3 separate regions of the Homo sapiens genome follow, and all the other regions are linked to region 3. Evidence: chromatin contacts called from ENCODE Hi-C or POLR2A ChIA-PET data. All regions are on one chromosome and are shown on one strand. Each heading gives the region's core, a stretch centred on a gene start or an enhancer-like site at or near the end of the contact. The rest is flanking DNA. Distances are from core to core; before and after follow the strand shown. Region 1 holds the start of PAX5 (paired box 5). Region 2 holds the start of ZCCHC7 (zinc finger CCHC-type containing 7). Region 3 holds the start of GNE (glucosamine (UDP-N-acetyl)-2-epimerase/N-acetylmannosamine kinase).

Region 1 (4,111 bases), core at 1,020-3,519, 780 kb before region 3:
GCTGGTCTCGAGCGTCCAGAGCGCGAAGCGGCGGAGCACGGCGAACCTACGATTCGTGATGCTTGGCCTAATCCTCTGCCCTTCATGGGTGCGGGCAGGAACGGAGTAGCGGCTGATGTCCCCTCCCTAATCCCAAAGCCCCACAAAAGCCAAAATACACACGCAAACTCTCACCAGCGCATCTCACAAACACAAAAACTAAAGACAACACATGAAAATATAACCCGATCCCCCACCAAAACGTACAGTTCAAAAAAATAAAATTCAAATCGAAGGAAACAAAACACACACAACACGAAATTCCCTAAGGCAACACACACACAGACGACACCCACTCACACCAAATCAAAACACATCTAAACACCGCGGAGAAGGAAAAGCCTTACAAACGACACACAAAAAGACAGCCTACAAGGACAAAGTACAAAATTACACAAAATCAAAACTCACCCCAAAGACCAGGACTTACAGAGCAAAACCCGCTAAAATCAATCCCACGAAAAAACAACACGCAAAACACCCGAAACAAAAGAATATCCCATGGAAAAATGAAAACTCACAGAAAACAAACAAAAACAAAACAAGCCCTCTAAATGGAAACAACAACAACAACAAAACACCAACACCCCCCGCCCCCAGCCCGGGGTGAAATGTCAATTCCGGGAGGGCTTTTGATCTCCAGGCGCGGACAGGCCGCTCCTCCCAGGCGCTGCCTCCCGGCGCGGGCGAGGCGGGAGGGCGGGAAGCCTGGGCTGGGGCTGGGCTGCGGAGGGAAAGAGTCGAGCACTCGGAGATGGCCAAAAATCAAATCTCGGGGTAGGGACACGGGCCCGCAGGCTGCAGGGAGGAGGCGGCGCTGGGGAACTGCGCAGACCACTTGGTGGGGGGGCCGCCCGGGAATCCACAGCCACATTTCCGATTGTGGCGAAATCTGCTCAGTGGATATGTGATGTCCAGTTGCCGCCGGGGGCCCCCCTTTCCTCGAGCTCTAGGCTCTTCCCCCTAGGTTGCGACCCAGCCTCGTGACCACCCCCTCCAAAAAACAAACAACACTCTTGCTGAGGACGATTCACTCTCCAAAACTGCCATTGTCCGGCGGGCCAGGAGTCCTCCTACGGAGCGCTCCCCCGCCCTGGAGAACCTTTCCCCTGCGACCACCCCGCTGCAGGGCCCCACAGGCTTTCAGTGGCTAGGCCCAGCAGCTGAACTAACTCAAGGCTGGGGAGGGGAACAGGGAGGGGAGGCTTGAGTCTGGCCCGAAGAGAGAGGGCTGGACATGCCACACCTCTGCTCGGTCTCTGTGGATCTGATTTCCTCTCTGGAATCAAGTCCTGGGGCTCTGGGACTCCACAACGTCTCAGGGCTCGAGGGCAATGCGATTCCACTTATGGGCCGGGGTAAGGTGTCTGGAACTCCCGCCAATCTCCAGAAACTACTGAGATGTTCTGCTCTGCCCGGGTGCTCCAAAGCGGAAGCCCGGATTTCATCTCCAGTATTTCACAGCTTAACCTCCATGCTCTGGGCCAGAATGGAACTTGATGTGGGGAGGGGTTCTGGGACTAGAAGACTGGATGGGACCTGGGGGCTTTAGGGATCTGGCGCTGCCCTAGGGTCAGGGGCCCAGCAATAGTCAGGACCCCAACAAATTGGGGTGGGGGTTGGATGGCTGGGAACCCTGGGGTCGGGCGCCGCCCTAGGGGTGAATCGGAGTAAACCGGAACGTCGCCTCGGTGCCTGGCAACACTGCCAGCCTTTGCAACCCCTTTCAAAAGCACCTGCTTGGCCGAGCAGTTAATTTCTTCAAAAACAAAAACCCGGCCTGCGCTCGTCTAAGCAGCGGGGTTTGCACATGGAGATGTCACAGGCCCCGCGCACAGCGCAGAGGGCCGCGACCCCCAAGCGCATGTCTTAATAGAAGGTGCGGCTGGAAGACCCGGGCTCCCGGGCTCCGCTTCGGTCTGCCCCTTCCCGTAGGTGCGCTGGCTAGCGCCCGGCGCAGGCTGAAGCCTTCCTTCCCTCCCCCCAACCCCTATAAAAGTCTGGGGCGGCGCGGCAGCAGCACTGCTGCTCTCCCGGCTTCCCGCTCTACTCCGGCCGGGCCGGGTCCGCCACGTCTGGCGCGCTGAGCAGGCCCGGCCGCGCAGCGCCTACCCTTTCCTCGCTCCGGGCCGGCAGTGTGGGGCGGCGCGCTGGGGGCGCGGCGTGTCTGGGGACATCTTGTGATGTTGGCGAGAACAGGACATGATCTCACATGGCGAGAAGCTCTTTAGTTCCTTAATCATTTCACGGTGCCTTCGGACGCTTTTTTTCCACCTAAAACGTTTAGTTTCAGCTCAGTGATCAGCTACCCCAGCTCGGCGGGGGAGCGGAAGGCTTGAATTATTCCGACCTGTGAGCGGCCCCTGGCACCAAAAAAAAAAAAAAAAAAAAAAAAAAAAGAAAAAAAAAGGCACAAAAAAGTGGAAACTTTTCCCTGTCCATTCCATCAAGTCCTGAAAAATCAAAATGGATTTAGAGAAAAATTATCCGACTCCTCGGACCAGCAGGACAGGTAGGACCGCGATACGGGCTCCAGATGTGCAAACTCCGGGACACGGCCAGGCCTTGGTCCCCACGCAGGGTGACCCTGGAGGAGGAGGGGGCGCGCCGCATTTTCGTAGAGACTGTCTAACTGCGGCGTGTTTGTTATGTTTTTTCACCTATCTGTTCACACACTTCTGCATCAGTCCAAATATCTGTGAGTTTGTCTGTGTTTTTCTCTGTTTCTGAATGTTCACGCTGGCGTCCTTCCGGGGGTCTGCAAGTTAGGGCCTGTGTGTTTATATAAGGGACTCAGTGTGTTCATTACAGTATATGTATTTTTAAAAGATGTAAAAATATATGAGTTTGTGTCCAAAAGTTGTTTGCCTGTGTGTGTGTGTGTGTGTGTGTGTGTGTATCTTTATACTCGTGGGGTATTCGTGTGTGTTTATAAGTTAGTACTTGTGTATATTCTTTTGGGTATCCAAAATGTGTGTCTACTATGAGTGTTATTTATGTAATTCGGAAATATCTGAGTGTACATCCACTATTTAAAGGGTCTGCATTCACCTGTTATATCCCAAGTGATTTTTGGATGTGAGAAAGAAGTGGCTACACTGACCTTTCCATTTTTGGATGTCAACGGCTGTCCGATGCATACACGCCAATGTTCACATTGTGTCTCTAGGCAAACTCCTAGACGTGGGTCTGGGGCCTATGGAGATCCGTGGTGTTTAGCATGTGCATTGTAAGGCCCAGTGTCCATTCTATTGGGAGATAGGACCAGGAATGAAGGTGTGAATTCAGGGCATGCAGCCTCTTGGTGTGCAGTGAGCACTGTTCAGGCTACCATTTGTACAAACAGGTCTCCTGTGGCAGGCACAACCTTGCAGATGACAGCGGACACCTGTAGGGTTAGTTGTGACATTTCTAGGGACCCCCAGCCTACATTCACTTTCACCTAGACAAGCCTCTGACACTGGCGTGTGTATTTGTGTGTACACACAGACACACACACACTGTGTCCTCAGGTTTTATCCTGTGGGTGCCGCACCAGTGGAGGAGAGCACAGTGGGTGGATGCATGTGCATAGTCTGGGCATTCAGCTCTAGGGCCTGTATGCGCACAGGCCTCCCTGGCTTAGGTCCCCATGTGCCTCCCACAGGCCTGAGAAGTAGGTAGCAGGATGTGTTTATGTCTGAGAGGAGATAGCAGGGACAGTAGGCCTCCATCTGCCCTGAGGCATGAATCAGGTATGGGGGGCCTCTTTCACTCACTAGGCCACTGTGTAACTCCCACACAAACACTCTCTTGGCCCTGGCAAGAAGCCCCCTTCCCCCATCTCTGTGCCCTCTGAGAACCCCCATCTCTCCTCCAGCCTCAAATACAAGCCTAAGAGCAAAAAGGATAAACTTAGACCCCAAGCCCAGGACAACTTCTGGGGCATAACTGTGTTTCCAAAATTGTGGCTGGAGAGAAGTGAGGGCAGAGATCTGAGGCAGAAGAGTGCTCCCAGGATGAGGGCTCAGGAAAAGTTACCTGGAAACTCCTCTTCTCCATCCTCAATTCTCAGAAGGCCCTTCTCCCTGGC
Region 2 (3,861 bases), core at 273-2,772, 860 kb before region 3:
CATCCATCTCCGGCCGATTTAAATCAAATCCACAGCCTCATTTTCAGTCCAATTTTCATTGGAATGTGATGAATACACTTTACTTTCAAAGTAAAATTTTTCTTACTCTTAGTAAGCTGCCCTGACAGGACAGTTGAAACACAATTGTCTAAAGGGTTAAAATGTCTGTCCATTTTTCAAATGCGATGGCCACTCTGAATCAAATCTGATTGGGATGGAGAATCCAAATGTGTAAAACAAAAGTCACAAAAGACAAACAGAGCACAGTATTTCAGTGGGGGAAAAAAAATAAGCTAAATTTAGTCACTTAAGTCCCAGCTCTTCTTGGGATATATATATGATTTTTACGAGAACTAATCCTATCCGGAAACATTTCCTTCACCTTTCCCTTAGCCCTTTTCCTTCGGTCATGCAGTCTCTTACCGTGCTAATTATCATATTAATATAATCCTCACTTGCGATCCTTCCTGACTTTATTCCCCATGCTCAGATTCTCCTGAAAGCATAACGCTTTCCTAAGTATACACACAATCCATTTAAAAGTCTTTGTATGCGACAGCCTAACTATTCAAACACGAAGTCATTTCTCTAACGGTCCTAGAAAAAATTTTAAAAAGAAAAAGAAAACCACAAAGTCAAGAGCTTCTGAGGGGACCTGAAAAGTCATCAAATTGAACGCTCTCGTTTTATAGTTGGAGAAAGGAGCTCAGAGAAACTTATTCACTGAGCTAAAAAGGCCCTACTAATGCAGCCCGTAATTCAACTGTGCAATCTGAAATAATCTTAAATTCAGCTTCAATAAGAGCTTTCTGGAATCGCCAGCGAATCCGTGGGGGAGCCACGGCTAGAACCCAGGCCTCCTGATTCCCAGCCACAGCTTTTCCACCGAACCAGCAGCTCTTCCCAAAAGTTGAAGGCAACTGTCCGCTCACAGGATGGGAGGGATAAAGGGCGCCTTAGTAAACACAGTCCAAGTCTACTCGTTTTACATGAGGAAAGGGTCACAGCTCCCGAAATTTTGGATTCTACTGCTGCAGCTGCTGCTTCTGACAGCAGAGGCGGGAGGTGGCCCAGGACTACTCGGTCCTCAAAGACTGGACTCTCTCTCGGCGCGCCGGGACCTCCGCGCTTCACTGACTGGCTTCCCTAGAAGACTGGGGGCCTTGCGGGGAAATAAAAAGGGCAGACACGCCACCCTCACCGAGGCCCTAGACGCCCAGCCGCTCTAGAATCACGGCATTAGCCCTTGGAAAGCCAGGGAGACGCGGACCCCCTAGACCCGCAGCCCGGCCGCGTGGGGCGGCGCGCAGGTGACGGACCAGGAGCTGCGCCCTGCCACGAGTGAGGGGCGGACGGGAGACGTCGAGGCCGGCGAGGGGGCACGCGCTAGTTCCACAGCCCGGCGGGCAAGAAGGAGGGTAGGCAGGGGTCCCGAGCCGCGGGCGGCGGGGGTCCGTCACACACATACTCACTGCCGCAGCTGCGAACAGGAAGCACCAACCGGGAACCAAAACGCGTAGAGGGACGGGGAGGGGCGAGGACAAATGAGGTAAGGAGGCCGCGTCCGCGCAGACCCGGGAGGGAAGGCACTTCCGGGGACAACACAGCTCTAGTCACCGCCTTTCCGTCCCCGCCCACCTGCCGCGCCTGATGTGCGCATGCGTAGTGGGTGCGAACCGTTCTCTGCCCCGCCCATAATTATTAGGTTTGCCTTCCTTGCTTTCCCCCTTCCCCTTCCCAACTTCTCTTGAAGCTACCTAGGCTGCATCTATTATTTGAATGACTCGTACGAAGGAGATGCTATTTACCGGGCAAAAGCCGGGGAGTTCGTGCCCTCTACCCCCGCGAGGAAAACTACAACCCCCATGAGGACACGGGCGAGGTTGAGGCCGGGCTCCGCCTCCTTCTCCCTGGCGCTCGGTGGACGCCTTCTCAGTGCCACGTGGCGCGGGAGCCTAGCTGATCGCGTGCATGACGAGGGCCAGCGTGGCTGGCTGCTTGGCCCGCAGACCTGGGCAGCGGGAAACGCGTACTTGAGAGCGCATGGCTTCAAGCTTCTCCCTTGCGCTCATGATCTTAGGCTGGTCGCTTTTTCTTTTAGGCGGAACACAGTTCACACTGGGCGCCTCCAACTCTCTGGAATTCTAGGCAACAGATTAACACTTTGTGAATCTCGAAGAGCTGCACTCCTGCTAAATATTGGAGTTAATGCTGATCCTTTGGAAGTCTCTGAAGGTTGCAAGATTGTGCTGGGAGCCTCTGGCTTCATTTGCCCTTCTCACACCTTATTTTAATACAAGGTAAACCCATCTGTAGAACTTTAGAAATAACTGTCGACCTAAAGGAAAAACTGAGGCAAAGTTAATATAAGTGGAGAATTTATTTGGGCCAAGTTTGATGAGGGCAACCTGGGATCATCAATTCAAGTTGCCCTTAATATGTGATCCGATAAGCAGCAGTTTCAACTGAGTTCTTTGTCTTGTGAAGCTCCAGGCTTAAAGGTATCGATCCTCCCACCTCTGTCTCCCAAAGCACTGGGATCACAGGCATGAGCCATTACACTTCTTGTAGCAGCTACGAGTGAATTTTTTTCTTTCTTTATGGTTTTTTTTTTTTTTTTTTTTTTTTTTTTCCTGAGACGGAGTTTCGCAGTTGTTGCCCAGGCTGGAGTGCAATGGCGCGGTCTCGGCTCACTGCAACCTCCGCCTCCCAGATTCAAGCCATCCTCCTGCCTCAGCCTCCGAAGTAGCTGGGATTACAGGCGCCTGCCACCACGCCCAGCTAATTTTTGTATTTTTAGTAGAGTCGGGGTTTCACCATGTTGGCCAGGCTGGTCTCGAACTCCTGGCCTCGACCTGCCAAAGTGCTGGGATTAGAGGCGTGAGCCACCGCGCCCGGCCACGAGTGAATTTTTAAAGGAAAAAAGAAGAGGCTTTTGCTAAACTACATACCAAGAATTGACACTAAAATAACATAAGCTATCCATTGGCTACACATTGTTCTTTCTATCACAAATTTTAGGAACACGAAGATAAAGGGTGATGCAGGTACTGGGAAGAAAAGAACAAAATGCCTTTAAACAATTGCCACACACCCCTACCCCCCACCCCCACCCCCACCACCACCTACATGGGATGGTGCTAACTGAAGTACCATACTCAAGTCCCTCTGGGCCTGATAAAGTTTGAATGCCTGCCTGGCTAATGGGGTAGCTCTCACCTGTTTGGGAGCCCGAAGTGGGAGGATAGCTTAAGGCCGAGAATTCGAAACCAGCCGGGGTAATATAGCAAGACGCTGTCTCTACAAAAAAATTTAAAAATTTAAAAATTAACTGGGCGACTGGGCGCAGTGGCTCACGCCTGTAATCCCAGCACTTTGGGAGGCCGAGGCGGGCGGATCACCTGAGGTCAGGAGTTGGAGACCAGCCTGACCAACATGGCGAAACCCCGTCTCTAGTAAAAATACAAAATTAGCCGGGCGTGATGGCGCATGCCTGTAATCCTAGCCACTCCTGAGGTTAAGGCAGGAGAATCGCTTTAACCCGGCAGGCGGAGGTTGCAGTGAGCCGAGATTGCGCCATTGCACTCCACCCTGGGCAGCAAGAGAGAAACTCCGTGTCAAAAAAATAATAATAATAACAGGGCGTGGTGGCCCACACCTGGAGTCCCAGCTGTTCCTGGCTGAGGTTTGAACTGCGGAGGTCTAGGCTGCAGTGAGCCGAGATCGCACCATTGCACTCCAGAATGAGACCGTCTGAACAAAAATGTTTAAAGCTCAAGCAAGGTGCCTCATGGCTGTAATCCCAGCACTTTGGGAGGTTGAGGCAGGTGGATCGCTTGAGCTCAGGAGTTGGAGACCAGC
Region 3 (4,205 bases), core at 870-3,369:
CCTAATTTTGTGGTAATTTGTTACAGCATATGTGAAACTAATACACCATTTATAGTCTGGTGAGTCTGTCTTCAGATTCATATATCTCACTGCACATTTAATAGCTTCATGTGGCTCACAGGCATCTCAATCATAACATGCCCTAAATTAAAACTTTACTTTTTTCTTCCCAAACCAGGTCACTCTCCCAGCCTTTCTCATCTTAGCACACAACCAACCACCCAATTCCTAATGGCAGAAACCTGGAAGTCATTTCTTTCTTTCTTTCTTTTTTTTTTTTTTTTTAAGAGATGAGGTCTCGATCCAGCACCCAGGCTGGAGTGCAGTGGTTTGATCGAGCTCACTGTTGCCTGGAACTCCTGAGCACAAGCGATCCTCCCACCTCTGCCTTCCAAAGTGCTGGGACTGCAGGTGTGAGCCACCACACCTGGCCCGGAGGTCATTCTTGAGTCTTTTTCCCTGTCATCCCCTTATATCTAACCTATAATTAAGTCTCATCAATTTTACTTCCAAAATAAACATCATATCCATCCACTTCAGTTGAGTTTCACTGCTACCAATCCATTCTCCACAGAGCAGCCAGTGTGATTTAAAAAAGAAATCTGGGCCTGGTGTGGTGGCTCATGTCTGTAATCCTAGCACTTTGGGAGGCCAAAGTGGGCGGATCACCTAAGGTCGGGAGTTTGAGACCAGTCTGGCCAACATGGTGAAACCCCCGTCTCTACTAAAAATACAAAAATTAGCCGGGCATGGTGGTGTGTGCCTGTAATCCCAGCTACTCGGGAGGCTAAGGCAGGAGAATTGCTTGAACCTGGGAGGTGGAGGTTTCAGTGAGCTGAGATCGTACCACTGTACTCCAGCCTGGGCGATAGAGTGGGACCCTGTCTCAAAAACAAACAAACAAACAAAAAAGAAATCTGATAGCACTTCCTTGCAAAAATCCCTTAATGTCTTTTCTTTTGTGGCTAATGTGACCTTTTCGTGGCTCCAAGCTAGCCACAGGAGAACTAAGAGTTCATAAGTATTTTACAAATTAGAGCTTCATTATTAATTGAAATGCATCACAAACTGCAGTTTGATGAGATTTGAAATTTGCTGTACAGCAAGAAATCTCAATGAACTGTTAGACTTAGTTTCACCTGTGGTAAATTTTTAATGGTTGTAAAAAAAAAAAGATGTTAATATTTTGTATCATCAACTTCATTCAAAGTTTCTTGTCAATGGTGACTCAGGAATCTGTTGCCCAGGTTGGTCTCGAACTCCTGGCCTCAAGCTAGCCTTCTCACTTGGCTTCCTAAAATGCTGGGAGTGACTCAGAAATTTGAAAGGGTCATTAAAAAGTCTTAAAGCCTGATTCGGTGGCATGGTCCTGTAGTCCCAGCTACTCAGAAGGCTGAAGCCAGAAAAGATGGCTTGAGGCCAGGAGCTCGAGTGCTGCCTGGACAACATAGTGAGACCCTTGTCTCAAAAACAACAGCAACCCAAAGTCTTATTTATCTTCAGGAGCTGCGCAAGCCCTTTACCACCGCCACGTTTCTCCCTGGATGTCCCTAGGCCTCGGGACTGGCTGGGAGTTCCCTGTAGTGGAGGCCGCCGCTGAACTGATTATAAAGATGAGAGAGGCTCTGCCATGCCTTGGTCATCAATTCACACTCCACCAGTGTCTTCTAGCAGTCACGGCAAGGGTTAACGTCAGGGACCGCTGTGGGGTGGCCGCGCTACACGACAGTATAGTTGCGGTCCTGGTTTATGAAATAACTGAGGGAACAAGAGGCGCAAGAAATCCCTCCTTGGGTGCAAGACCAAAACAACTACCCAGCGGGAAGACTCGGGCTTCAGTGCGTGTGTCGCCAGTGGAGGAGGACGCTTCGGGGCGGGAGCACAAGCTGGCAGGACAGCCCCGCAGCAGCTCCAGCGCGGCAGAGGCCATGGAAGATGGTCCGCTGGTCAGCACCCTGCCTGCGCCTCAAAATACCGCCGGGAAGGTGGGGGACGGGGACGGGAGCAGCCAATCACGCGAGCTCTCTCGGGTGGCGTCAGGGCGCGATCGCGGATTCGGCACTCCGGGTGGGCGTGGCTGGGCGAGCGAGGAGTGGGGACAAGGTCGAGCGACGAGTCGTCTACCCGCGCGCCCGAGCGCGGAAACCGAGGGGCAGGCTCGCGCTCTGCCTGCTTCGTGGCGCTTGGTTCGTCCCTCGCCCGAGGAGCGCGGTGGCGGCGTGGGAGGGAGCCTCTGACGGCGTCTGGTGAGAGCCGCGCGGCGGCGTGGGACTCCGGGAGAGCATCCTGCCCACCCCCAGGGCCGCCTCCCCCGGCCTCCTGCCCCAGGCCTCCCCTCCCCGGCCGCTTTCCACCCCACCGCGCCCCGAGGCCCACACTGGACCCGGCTCTCGCCCAATGTCCTGCAGGCCTCACCATAGGGCACCTCTTTGGCCCAATTCAGGGCTCCGCCGTGTGGCTCGGGGTGGGCCCTGATGAGCAGGGGAGGGGATGTAGAGGGAGGCCCAGGTTGACTTGTCCCCTGGAACAGTGCTGTCCAATCAGGGGGGATGCTGACTGTCCCGTTAGGAGCGGGGCGGGGCGAGAGAGGGTGGAGAACTGCCTGGCAGGCGAGCTGTCCTGGCGTGAAAAGGCTGGGCTAAAAGGTCCCCTCCCTGCTCTGAGTCTACATTCTGAGTCTGGGCTTCCTTGTATATTTGAGAAACGTTAATTCCCCGCCCTCACCCCAATTTTTTTTTTTTTTTTTTTTTTTTTTTTTTTTTTTGAGACTGAGTCTCGCTCTGTCGCCCAGGCTGGAGTGCAGTGGCGCGATCTCGGCTCACTGCAAGCTCCGCCTCCCAGGTTCACGCCATTCTCCTGCCTCAGCCTCCCGAGTAGCTGGGACTACAGGCGCCCACCACCACGCCCGGCTAATTTTTTGTATTTTTAGTAGAGACGGGGTTTCACCATGTTAGCCAGGATGGTCTCGATCTCCTGACCTCGTGATCCGCCCACCTCGGCCTCCCAAAGTGCTGGGATTACAGGCGTGAGCCACCGCGCCCGGCCCCTCCCCCCAGTTTTACGCTTGTAAAATTGTTAGAACACAAGAACGTATTTTTTACTACTCTGGTAGGAGGGGTGGGGTACAGTTTCGCAGTATAGGTAACTCGTTAACCCAACTGTAGGAGCGCCGCAGTTGAAGCCAAACCGAATTATAGCGTCGGAATGGGGCCCTGACTTTCAGACAGCTTTATATAGCTCTTTCCTTCTTATTCCTTTGAGTCCCATCCTCATTGCACTGATGAAAGGGCGATTTATCATGTTTTCGAGGAAGATTTGTACTCATGGATGTTTATGGAATGAACAGACACAAGGCAAACACTGGGTGTGGGACAGTGTTCTGAGCGCTGAAGTCATTCAGACAAGGGTTTGATTTTCGGTTCTCTCAATGATGAACTTGGGTTCAAGTAATTCTCCTGCCTCAGCCTCCCAAGTAGCTGGGATTACAGGCGCCTGCCACCATGCTCGGTTAATTTTTGTATTTTTAGTAGAGACGGGGTTTCACCATGTTGGTCAGGCTGGACTTGAACAGACATCAAGTGATCCGCCCATCTCGGCTTCCCAAAGTGCTGGGGTTACAGGCGTCAGCCACCGCGCCTGGCCAATGATGAACTATTAAACAGTGATTTGGGGCAAGTAAATTATTTTCTCTGTGCTTCCTGTCTGTAAAACGCGGCTAATACGAGGGCTGTGAGGATGAAATGAGTTAATACATGTGAAGAAACCTATTAGCACAATGTTTGGCACTTCAGAAGCGCTCAGCAAATGTTTACTGTTGTTTCCTCTGTTCAGTGACTGCTTGACCCAAGTGTTCATTATTTTTATTTGATAGCCTTAAAAATATTCTCTTCACAAAGAACTCTTTCCACGGTTGAGTGGGGCATTATTTTTCTGGAAAGGGTTAATCACCTTTTGTCAGCATTTATAATGGACGGTCTTGAGTTGAGAGAATGCAGAAAGTAGTCTTTAAGAATTTGGGTTTCTGCCGGGCGTGGTGGCTCACGCTTGTAATCCCAGCACTTTGGGAGGCCAATGCAGGCGGATCACCTGAGGTCAGGAGTTCAAGACCAGCCTGGCCAACATGATGAAACCTCATCTCTACTAAAAATACAAAAATTAGCTCGATGTGGTGGCAGGCGCCTGTGATCCCAGCTACTCAGGAGGCT

What was found. A loop is a pair of places that touch in the nucleus more often than their neighbours do. ChIA-PET counts read pairs that join two places held with the same protein, here RNA polymerase II (POLR2A). Pooled maps may share reads with other maps.
Region 1: a loop to region 3 is called in a map with no recorded cell type, with 7 times the contacts of the local background. The contact joins the promoter of PAX5 here to the promoter of GNE in region 3. A Hi-C loop is called at or near these places in 1 of 168 maps with a recorded cell type or tissue (CD8-positive, alpha-beta T cell), 2 of 37 single-sample maps with no recorded cell type and 6 of 50 pooled maps.
Region 2: a loop to region 3 is called in a pooled map, with 11 times the contacts of the local background. The contact joins the promoter of ZCCHC7 here to the promoter of GNE in region 3. A Hi-C loop is called at or near these places in 8 of 50 pooled maps. POLR2A ChIA-PET finds 5 or more read pairs at or near these places in 2 of 52 experiments (A673 and AG04450).

What each region holds. Positions count from the first base shown.
Region 1 is chr9:37,032,426-37,036,536 of GRCh38, reverse strand. PAX5 (paired box 5) reads left to right here and starts at 2,269. Exons shown (of 10, transcript NM_016734.3): 1 at 2,269-2,551. The coding sequence starts at 2,506. RefSeq lists enhancers at 114-163, 1,557-1,606, silencers at 697-856, 1,937-2,116, 2,383-2,503 and a promoter at 1,685-2,123.
Region 2 is chr9:37,118,235-37,122,095 of GRCh38, reverse strand. ZCCHC7 (zinc finger CCHC-type containing 7) reads right to left here and starts at 1,522. Exons shown (of 9, transcript NM_032226.3): 1 at 1,473-1,522. LOC105376034 (a long non-coding RNA gene) reads left to right here and starts at 1,696. Exons shown (of 3, transcript NR_188580.1): 1 at 1,696-2,300. RefSeq lists an enhancer at 1,781-1,860.
Region 3 is chr9:36,256,362-36,260,566 of GRCh38, reverse strand. GNE (glucosamine (UDP-N-acetyl)-2-epimerase/N-acetylmannosamine kinase) reads left to right here and starts at 2,119. Exons shown (of 12, transcript NM_005476.7): 1 at 2,119-2,246. It overlaps LOC124902150 (a long non-coding RNA gene), which reads right to left and starts at 1,957. Exons shown (of 3, transcript XR_007061473.1): 1 at 1,816-1,957. RefSeq lists an enhancer at 1,689-1,918 and a silencer at 2,219-2,378.